2 separate regions of the Homo sapiens genome follow, and region 1 is linked to region 2. A link is a loop called in an ENCODE intact Hi-C map of the cell type or tissue named here. Cell type or tissue: heart left ventricle. All regions are shown on one strand. Links, peaks and the distances in the headings refer to the core of each region. The heading gives the core; the rest is flanking DNA. Region 1 has its middle 13 kb from the start of SPMIP2. Region 2 overlaps RAPGEF2 (Rap guanine nucleotide exchange factor 2).

The links. Peaks named below come from ENCODE experiments on the same cell type or tissue, not always from the same donor. Only the 100,000 strongest peaks of a DNase experiment are listed, where the experiment ranks them.
Region 1: it touches region 2 in a loop (2.3-fold over the local background); 9 of 110 quality-filtered maps call a loop at or near these places.

Annotation. Positions count from the first base shown.
Region 1 is chr4:159,045,848-159,051,235 of GRCh38, forward strand. It overlaps a transcript of SPMIP2 not described here. Among named protein-coding and RNA genes, the nearest start is that of SPMIP2, 13 kb to the left of the region's middle. In heart left ventricle, for the core only: a CTCF peak has its summit at 2,460; a DNase peak (open chromatin) is centred at 2,464; H3K4me3 peaks cover 823 bases.
Region 2 is chr4:159,172,500-159,177,887 of GRCh38, forward strand. All of the region lies in intron 1 of RAPGEF2 (Rap guanine nucleotide exchange factor 2), which reads left to right. Among named protein-coding and RNA genes, the nearest start is that of MIR3688-1, 46 kb to the left of the region's middle. RefSeq lists an enhancer at 2,887-3,619. In heart left ventricle, for the core only: CTCF peaks have their summits at 3,232 (motif pointing left) and 3,433; a DNase peak (open chromatin) is centred at 3,182; H3K4me3 peaks cover 1,338 bases; H3K27ac peaks cover 2,101 bases.

The DNA of each region.
Region 1 (5,388 bases), core at 307-5,306, 130 kb before region 2:
AAGAGGGAAGATCTGATTCCAGGCTCTCTCACATGGTTGTTGGCAGGATTTGGTTCCTTGGAGGGGTATTGGAGTGCACTGTGTGCCTCTCCATAGAGCAGTTCAAAACATGGCAGCTGAGGCCGGGCACGGTGGCTCCTGCCTGTAATCCCAGCCCTTTGGAAAGCCGAGGCGGGCAAATCACTTGAGCTCAGAAGTTCGAGACCAGCCTTGGCAACATGGCGAAACTCTGTCTGCAAAAATTAGCCAGGTGTCATGGTGTGTGCCAGCTACTTGGGAGGCTGAGGCAGGATGATCACTTGAACTCAGGAAGTCGAGGCTGCAATGAGAGTGACTGAGCCACTGCACTCCAGCCTGGGTGACAGAGTGAGACCCTGTCTCAAGAAAAAAAAAAAAAGGGCAGCCGGCTTCCTTCAGATGGAGAAAATGAGAGAGGGCACCTGAGACAGAAGCCACGGTTATTTTGTAACCTAATCTTACAGGTGCCATTTCATCACCTCTGCCCCATCGTGTTTGCTAGAAACAAGTTCACAAAACCCAGCTCACATTGAAGGGGAGGGCATTACAAAGGGCATGAACAACAGGAGGTAGGGATACAGGTTACAGGTAGCCAATGAGAAGTCCTCAGCAGCACTGGGAGTATTTTAAGAGCAAGAATGTTAAATATTGAACTTTCAGTTTTGGTGTTTTTTTGTTTGTTCATTTCTTGTTTTGTTTTTTGTTTGTTTGTTTGTTTTTTTACTGAGACAGAGTCTTGCTCTGTTGCCCAAGCTGGAGTGCAGTGGCACAATCTTGGCTCACCGCAACCTCCACCTCCCTGGTTCCAGCGATTCTCCTGCCTCAGCCTCCCAAGAAGCTGGGACTACATGTGCATGTCACCACACTCAGCTAATTATTCTATTTTTAGAAGAGACGGGCTTTCACCATGTTGGCCAGCCTGGCCTCGAACTCTTGACCTTAAGTGATCCACCCACCTTGGCCTCCCAAAGTGCTGGGATTACAGGCGTGAGCAACTACGCCCAGCCCTTCAGCTGTTTATAGTGCTGCTTCAGCCTGTTAAGCATCAAAGCTGACTCTATACAACCCATCACATGGTGGAAGAATGATCGATCCATAAGAGGTGTGGTAAGGCGGGGTTGATGGACAGAGAGTTGGAAGTTATCCAGACTTTGACCTTTGGTTGCCTCATTCTTTCATTCCTGTATTCTTTGAGGCCTTTTAGAGCACTCCACTTCAGTGACCATGACTTGATCAGTTTTGTTAGACCACTTATGCTCTGGAACCTAGCATTTAGAAAAGTTAAAAATATTATTTGTGTTTTTCAAAAAAATCTAATCTTGTGCATTTTATAGTTTTTAAAAAAATTATAAAAAGTAGATTTTTATACACAAACTGAATAATCAACTTCTAAATAAATTTGCTCCAAAAAGTTACTTAATCCTAACAGAAAAGGAAAACCCCATACATATATACATTTATTTGTGTCTGAAACCATATACTCATCTATTTAAGCAAGACTTTTCTTGATTAATTTTGTATTTAAAAAATTTCCTGATTCTTTATATTTTCTCTGATTTTAAGGGCAAAATTTATGCTAGATTTTAAATTAGAAACATTCTTCTCATTCCTGCCTTGTTCCATTGATTGATTAAATTTTTTTTTATCTCCTAGTGCTTATCATACATGCTTAGAAAACACAGGGTTTCCATCAGTCATCTATCTTGGTTGCTTTATCTGTTGAGTCATAGTCACATTGCCACAGATTCTTGGTAATCTGAAAAATACCAAGATGCTCTTAGATAACTGAAAACCCCAGCGAAGTAGTATTTCCTGCGCTGTACCAAACAAGCTCTGCAGAAAAGTAACTAGGCTGGAGCCAGTAGTTGACAGTGAGGTTGCCCAATCCCAGTTCTATGGAGAGCCCTGCCTCTGGGTCTACACAGCACAATGGAAGAAAGACAAAGAGAATGGCCTGCCCCACTACCTGCTCCTCAGTGGCCTGAGATTCTGTATAATCTGAAATAAATCTAAATGAATAAGAAGACGGGGTTTCAAATATGTGAACCATGATATGATAGCATGTAACAGAATGGCATGTAATAGAGAAAGCACAAAGAGGGAAAATAAAAGAGCTCCTGCTCCCAGTCTTTAGAGATGAGGATGCTTACCGCGTGCTGGTGTGCTTACCTTCCTTCAGAGATGATTGTTCATGCTTTTAGCGATGTTTTGCAGTCTGTAAAGGTACTGTTTTGCCTTTTTGCCTTTCTCTAGGCCACCTGAACTCGCTTAAGTAATCATACCTCCTCCAAAGCATGGTATTTGAGAACAGACCTGGCCTCTGTTTCAGAAGGACATAATTGACCGTTTTGTGTAAGCACAAAAGGGGGTGGGGTAGGAGAGCTTTCCCGAGCCTGTGCTATCTCCTGTTGAAGCCCATTTGTTAGCCTCGTAGGCAGGGCGCGCTGGAATGCCTGGCAAGTGCAAGTACAGTGAAATGCCGTCATTGTGCTGCTCTCACGGCGCATGTTTTCCCACGTACAACATTCAAAATGTTCAGTTCCCTGGAAAATGTTCTAAAGAAGTTGCACTGTATTAGGCTTTGTCTTCTCGTCTTTCACAAAGGCAGACAGCCCTCTGTTGAGAACAGCCTTTCCATAGGCATTTCTCTTGGCTCAGAGCCACATGGACGTAACCTAGAGCCACCGAGCCACAAGAAAATCTTGGACCAGAAGCAGGGGGAGGGGACGCTTTGCACGGTTTTTCCTCCCACATTCAATATACACAAGGATCCCGAATTGAAAATGCCTATCAGTTTGCAAAGGATGATATTGTCAAAGAAATTTGTTTACAATGATAACTAATAATTTTTTCTCTCCCCTTCCACTTTTTTTTTTTTTTTTTTTTTTTGAGAGAGTGTCCCTATGTTGCCCAGGTTGGACTCTAACTTCTAGGCTCAAGTGATCCTCCTGCCTCAGCCTCCAGACTTAGCTGGCATTACAGATATGCGACACCATCCTAGGCTTAATAATTATTATTTTTTAAAACCTGAGATAATTTACTAAATGATATAAAGTTAAAATTTTTTTTGAATCGGAGTATAAAACGTGGGCTTTTAGTTGACATAATGTAATTTGAATGACTTAAAATATAGATGTCAAATGTTAAGGTTATGTCAGGTGCATTTATTATATTTATTAAATATTACCAATTCTGATTTTCATAGAAAGAAAATAAAAGAATTCTCTATTGTAAATTGACAAAAAGATGGCAGGGATTTCTGAGAAAACACTGTCGAGAAAGATAAAGCAACGTCAGTTTGTGACATTTCAGTGGATTCTATCTTCAACACAGATTAGCTTATTATTTTTATTTAAGTAAACAAGAAGGTCCAGCTGGACCAAGTAAGCTCTCGTATTTTTCTGTTCTTTCGCTGCACACAAGTCTAAGAATTGTTAAGAATTGTTTTACTGGTTTCCTAAAAGCACCACAATAGCTTTGAAAATGGTTGAGAAGATGTAAGAAAATAGTCTGAAACATATAGATGAGATCAAGATTCGCAAAGATTGATTAAGGGATAGAATGCAAACCAAGTGATTTTTTTAAAAAATTCTTATTGATACATAATAGTAGTATATATTTTTGGGGTGCTTCTTTTGATATACGCAGACAACGTGTAATGATCAAATCAGGGCATTTAGGATATCCCTCACCTCAAACACTTGTCATTTCTTGGAAATATTCCAAAGCTTCTCTTCTAGCTATTTTGGCAAATCAAGTGATTTTAAATACAATCACTTGTTTGATTTCAGCTTAGGATTTTCCATCAACTTTTCTTAAAGGTATTTATTCTTTAGAATGTTCTGAATTTTTATGATTCGTTAAGAATATTGATCACCTGTTCTCAATTTTTTTATACAAGGTTAGAATCCACTTAAAATGAATTAAAACCCATATGATTTTTGTGTCTGTCTGGAAAATAGGGTTTGACTTCCACAGATGTCATAGAGAGCTCAAATATATACTGCATTACATCACTGATATTGTAGCTGTCACAGAAGAGAGAAAAAAATTTGGTACTGGAGATGTCTTGGTAGAAAATGAGCCTTAAAGCTTCTTGATAGATATAAGGCAATCTCTTGATAACATGTCAAGTAACTTAGACGTTACTTTTAAAAATGTGCATTGCTAAAAGGTGCCCGTTAGTGTCAACACATATTCTCTGGCCCTGGGCTGCTCTTTTTGACCCTGCAGGGGAAGCCATGAAAATAAAGTGAATGCTGGCATTAATCAAACCAGTCTTTATTTTGACAGCATTTGGAATTCATTCTTCTCACTGGGTGGTACTGCCACCACTGTATTTTTTTTTTTTTTTTTTTGAAATGTGCTTCCTGATAACTACTGTCAGGCTTGAGAAGTGGACAGGTGTGACTCCCTAACTTGAGGACAGGCCTGCTGTATTGAAAGGGAAAAGAATGGAAAGGGAGGTGTGATAGCATTTTTAATAAATATGTCTGCAATTCATGATAGTGTGAGTATAATATAAAAAGAAGGGAGGGGGAAGAAAGGGGGATGGGTTAGGAGTAAGGATCACCATATCCAGTAACAGCCCAGACTCAGAGAGCCTTAAGATTGGATAAATGTAAACAGCATTTTATTGTTTAAAATGTTAAGATAGCCAGGCATGATGGCTCACACGTGTAATCCCAGCACTTTATGAGGCTGAAGCAGGAGGATTGCTTGAACCCAGGAGTTCGAGACCAGCCTGGGCAACATGGCTAAACCCCATCTCTACAAAACATAAAAAATTAGCCATGGTGTGTGCCTGTAGTCACAAGCTACCCAGGAGGCTGAGGTGAGTGGATCACTTGAACCCAGGAGTTCAAGGCTGCAGTGAGTTATGATTATAACACTACATGCTAACTTGGGTGACAGAGCAAGAACTCATCCGTTAAAAAAAAAAAGCTATAAAAAAAAATCTTGGCCAGGCGCCGTGGTTCACGCCTGTAATCCTAGCATTTTGGGAGGCTGAGCCAGGTGGATCATCAGGTCAGGAAATCGAGACCATCCTGGCCAACATGGTGAAACCCCATCTCTACTAAAAATACAAAAATTAGCCAGACATGGTGGCGGGTGCCTGTAGTCTCAGCTACTCAGGAGGCTGAGGCAGGAGAATCACCTGAACCCAGGAGGCAGAGGTTGCAGTGAGCCAAGATCGCGCCACTGCACTCCAGCCTGGGGGACAGAGGGAAAGACTCCGTCTCAGAAAAAAAAAAAAAAAATCTTAAAGATGTTTCCAAAAAAGTGCTATTCTTTGCATTTTCTTACAGAAACATAAAAGCAAAGTGGCTGTATAACAGAGTAACCAGAGTTTTGGTAAATGTGGTTTGA
Region 2 (5,388 bases), core at 184-5,183:
GGTAATGATGATCTGAGGGCTTTAAATGTTGGGGGTGGGATGTCAGAGTATCAATGTTGTGAAGGTAAAGGTCTACTTATTTATGAATGTGATGGAGTCTGTCATATAAATCAAATGTACACATGTACAATTTTAAGTTGTAATGCACGCATGCTACTTCCTCTGTAAGTGGGGGAGGTAGAACAGTTATCAGTAGGATAAGTAAAGTGAGATTCTTAGCTTCAAAGGAGAATTCAAAACATGTATTGAAAGGTGAGATACTTCAGAAACTATAACTTGCTGTCCCTTCTAGTGGAGCACTTGATTAGAAAATACATATTTTTACATATTTTTAAGTCTCTGATTCTTCTTTGAAATTCAGTAATACCCAGCATTTTCTGTAACTGCCCTCCTCTGCACCCTTTCCCTAAATAGTTTATCTGATTGGATAAACTATTCCTCTTCTCTGCTCCTTCACCTTTCATGGATAGGTCTAAAAGAGATCAATTTTGAACAGACCTAAAATTTCTTTAGCATTTTAGCTCATTTTCTGACCAATAGTGGAAGGCTTTAATTACATATGTCGAATATTCTCATTTGCTTCTCCTGTCCTCTTGAGAAATAGAAAATTTGAGAATAAGTAGTACTATTGGTGGTTGACTCCTTGGTAAAACATTCAAGATGGGAAAAACAGATGTCAAATTATTTTTGTCTTTTGTCCTAGAAAAATGGCTACAATGAAATTTTCTATATTTAAAACCTTCCATTCAAAGAGTACTTCTTTTTTGCTAAGAGGCAATAAAGAACTGGTGTCCTCAGTGACCTATTCCGCTTTGCTTTTATTAAGACTATCTAAACTCTACCGTGGTAGGACTATTGAGATTTGTACAGTGAATGTTCAAAATGAGTGCTGTTGATAGTGCCTCTGGAATTAGGTTGGTATTAGAAACTTGAGGTTTCCTGAGGGTGATTTGTGCAGACTCTATGGCCCTTTGTTGCGGAGATAGGAGTTCAGTGGAATGATGTATAGCAGCCCCTGTCTGTCCACCCCCAGCTCAACAAGGTTTCTAGGAGGTTTAACTGGAGCCAGACTGTATTTGGGAAATGAATTGAACACCAAGCTGAAGGTTTTAACTCTACTGATAGAGGAGAATTTGTGGGGAAGGTGTTTGGTTGATGTTATTTTTTAATTGAAATTGAAGATAGTTCAGGAATCATTTTATTAGAGAGAGAGTGTATGTCTGTGCCTCTGTTCTCTGTGTGTATACGCAGCTGATTTCTGTTTTTGGTTGTTTTACTTAAATGTTAAATGTAATCATTCACAGCCTGCTAACTTTTGATGGAAAAAACCAGTGCAAATATAGTATGTTAATCTACACATGTAAATTAAAATTTGACTACAAATATTGCAGTCTGAGAGTCTATTAAAATAAGATACTTTTAAAATGAAGATATCTTTTGTTAAATGTATTTTTGCTGCCTAAGAGATGGCAATTCTGGGAAGCTGTAGGCTTGGTGGTGTAATACATTGTTCTGAAGGGGAAATATTTATACTGACTCTTGAAAACAGGAATTGCGAACTGATTTTGGACACTTTCTCTTTTCTTATTTGTTAACAAAATGAGTTTTTGGTGAAAACTAAATTGTTGCTTCTTCTAATGAAAAATCGTAACTTAACAAGTGAAACTTGCTTACGGGATCATTTTTCCCAGGGACGTGACAATTAACATGGTGCATAGTATGCATTTTAGGTTGCTAAACATAACACCCAGTTGGTAATCATAAAAACTGCCTGTGACTTCTGTTGTGACTATATCATTTAACCCTTGTGTTTTCTTCAATGAGAGATAAACTCTTTGAGAATGCAGATTATAGATGATACTTCATCTGTCCCTTAAAATTTATGAAGTACTTGGTACCTTCTTCAGCTCTTGTCCCTTGACACTTGACTGCTCTGGGGCTCCCTGACACCAACTTGAATTAGAAGACGAATGGGATAAAAGAGTGTTTTGTTGTAATTTACAAGTCTGTTTTGTAATTTTTATGGCTAATTAATGAGGTAATTACTAATCACCTTTGTCTCAAGTTTAGGAATTGTTCAAAAACTCAGTCTAAAAAAGCATGCCTTTTTCAGTGGAAAACACTTGAGGAAGTTTTTTGATTGATTTGTTTATTTTTTTCCTCTGGAAAAGAAACCTGAAGAAGTTTTAGACAAACAGGGAATGACTTGAGTCTTTATAATTTACTTCTAGCATTCTTCATACATGTCTTTTCTTTCTTTCTTTTTTTTTTTTTTGAGATAGGGTCTTGCTCTGTTGCCCAGAATGGAGTGCATTGGCACAGTGACAGCACACTGTAGCCTTAACTTCCCGGGCTCAAGTGATTCTCCTACCTCAGCTTCTCCAGTAACTGGGACCACAGGTGCTCGTCACCACACCTGGCTAATTTTGTTTTCTTTTTTCTCTATAGAGATGGGTCTCACTGTGTTTCCCATGTTGGTTTCAAACTTGGACTCAAGCCATTTGTGGGGATTACATATATGGCTGCACTCAGCCATACATATGTCTTAATAAAGTTTAAGCCATACATGTGTCTTATAATGTTTAGGAATCCGAGGCTGAAGAAATATACGAGGGCCTTATCAGCAATGACCAGTAATGTCATTATCAGGTTTTCCTGGGCTTTGATGTGAATTTGAATGAAATCACAATCCTAGGAGATTGTTTTTCTTTTGGGTGTAAATTAGTAAGTTCAGAAACAGTATTTTGCCTTCATATGATTTAGGGTTAAAGTAATTATTGTAACTCTAAAATAATAATTTTTTTTTTGAAAACCATACACTCTGCTATGGATTTTTTTTCTTACATTGTTCAAAAGTATGTGATGATGTAACTCTGGGGTATGAGTCACTCGGATGCACAAAGCACCTCAGCAGGCTGGTGATATGACATTTTTGTTTTATTTGCTCTGGTGCTTTACAAAGATCTGGGGAGGCTGTTTTAAAATAAACATTTCCCTGCTAAGGATGATAGAAGTTAAACAGTTTTAATAGGAGTGCTGATGGACTTGTTCCCGACTTCCTGCCCCTTTTCGTCAGGGACATAAAGAGAAAGGAATCATCATATTCTTTAAGATGATCTTCAGGAATGCTTTAAACCCCCATCTCTGTGTTGACTCACTTGCGAGACCGGCGACTGCTTTTGGGTTCTAGGAAGGACGGTTGGTCCAGTCTGCCACCTTGTGGTTATTTACAGAATTATTTCAGCCTGTATAGGTGTGAGTTTTCTGAAGCCGTAACACACAGATTGAAAACACATTTCCTGCATTTCTTTCTCTCCCTGTTCTCAGGGAGTGCTTAAGATCATGCATACCACCACCCCTGCAGGAATGTTGCCCTTTTCTTTCTTTGCACCCAGCACATCCACCGTTCGTTGCTAGATGCAGAGCTGAGAAAGAGATGTAAGAGAAGACGAGTGTCTTTGTTCAAGGTGCTTCTCTGATCGAGGACATAAAATACAAACCTATTAAAGTGCCCACATAGAGCACATGTGAAGGCCCTAATGTGAATGGTCAAGGTGGTAAGAACTTTAGAGGCTCAGAAAGGAAGTGTTCACTGCCAGTGTTAAATGGGGTCTTGGAGCAGAGGAGGATGGAAGAGTGTTTGGAGGGACTTTGTGTTAGGCTGTACCCAAAGACTGCTGGTCATCATGTGGAAAGGGTACAAGAGGTTGTTGGTGTTTGGGTTTCATTCCAGTGTGGGGAGCCTTGGAACGAGGTGGTTTGAACATGGTGTGCTTGACACAGTGTTAGCAGATACGTGCTCTGGAGGTAACAGGCACCCTCCGCCCCCACCTCAAAGACAGCATTAGCCTTGTTTGGGAAATTCGTGGGTAAAGTTATTAGTCCCTCTCCTGCATGAACTTTAATGTAGTTTGTGAACCTGGCAGAAATATATGCTATACAATGTTGTATAGGACAAGGTACTGTGGGGCATATTTTGGGAAATACTGCAAAAAAATGTTAAAAAGGTTTAACCTGACAATATGCTACTGATGTGTTATATTGAATTACTTCAATATAACAGGTTTTTTTCAAATAATACTTCAGTTGTGTGGATATATTTTGGAAGAAAATATATACAAAATTTTAATTTGTTTTCTAATACCATCCACAGATGAAAAAATATCCAAGAACGGTGCTAAATTAAATTAGGTCTTCAAAGTCAGTTTCAGTAACTCCAATGTGACCTGAAACTTGTGGGAAACCTCTTGTAATTTTAAACAATGTTAAGAGTGAAGTGTAAATATTATAAGGAATGTTTTAAAGGTAGAAAGTCTGTAGGTCCAAATGTTAATGGAATGCATGCAGAATTTTTTTTAACGACTTCATTTTAAGTGTTGTAAAACAGTCTTGAGCTATGGAAGGTAAACTTACATTAGAGAGGAAAATACTTACAGTTTGTTGTCCAGCTCTGCCAGTCTTAAATATGTTCCTAGCCAATCTTTCTTGGAGGAAAAATTAAGTGGCTGTTTTCAAATTGGAAAATTTCCCCATTCTCCTCTTTCTCAATCTTAAGGATATGAGATTTCTTACCAATGTCATTTGGAAAGTATATTTATAACAGATGTGATAAAATATATGTCAGGTACACTTCTCTTTAAACCTAATATAAAAATCTGGATTTATAAAACAGACAATTTAGGGACCCTTATAAGTATTATAAGAATTCATTCAACTTTTTTTTTTTTTTTTGGCATACAGACACATCATAAAAGGATACATTAATTTGTAAAAATTCTGATATATATAGTGTCTCAGGAATATTTTAAATTTTATATTCTTAGGATTACTTGTGCTTTTATTCAGATCTCATTGGCAGTGAACTCAATCACCTTTTTTTCCAGGATCTGATTTTGCCATGAAACTATCAGTACTGAAACTATGTGTAATTTCAGCCACACAGCCTAGTTGCATAGATATTATTCACCGTCTTTTGCAAATATGGTCTCACTAACAAACCCAGGGTCACACAGCTAGGGAGTGGTGGGGATCAGGATTTGAACTCTGCCCATCTGACTCCAAAGCTTGTATTCCTTTTATTACATCTCTCTCCTTCTTAGGATAGCTCTTTTGTATGTTTTAGTGTAGAAGTATTTGAGATCTCCTAAATAAAACACTGCAGCTTAACCATAGCATATCCACTTAACCATACCGTATCAATAAACATAATGAAACTTGCAGAACTTCCCCTTTTCTGCCCCTTCACCATTTGGGTATAGATGTGAATTTGAGCATTGGATAATCTAGCTTTTAACCCCGTTATTAATAATGTTCAAGACGTAACTCTCTAATTCATTGCTAGTGATCTTTTGCCCAAAAGGATAAATTTCATTTTTATCTTTCCAAGTT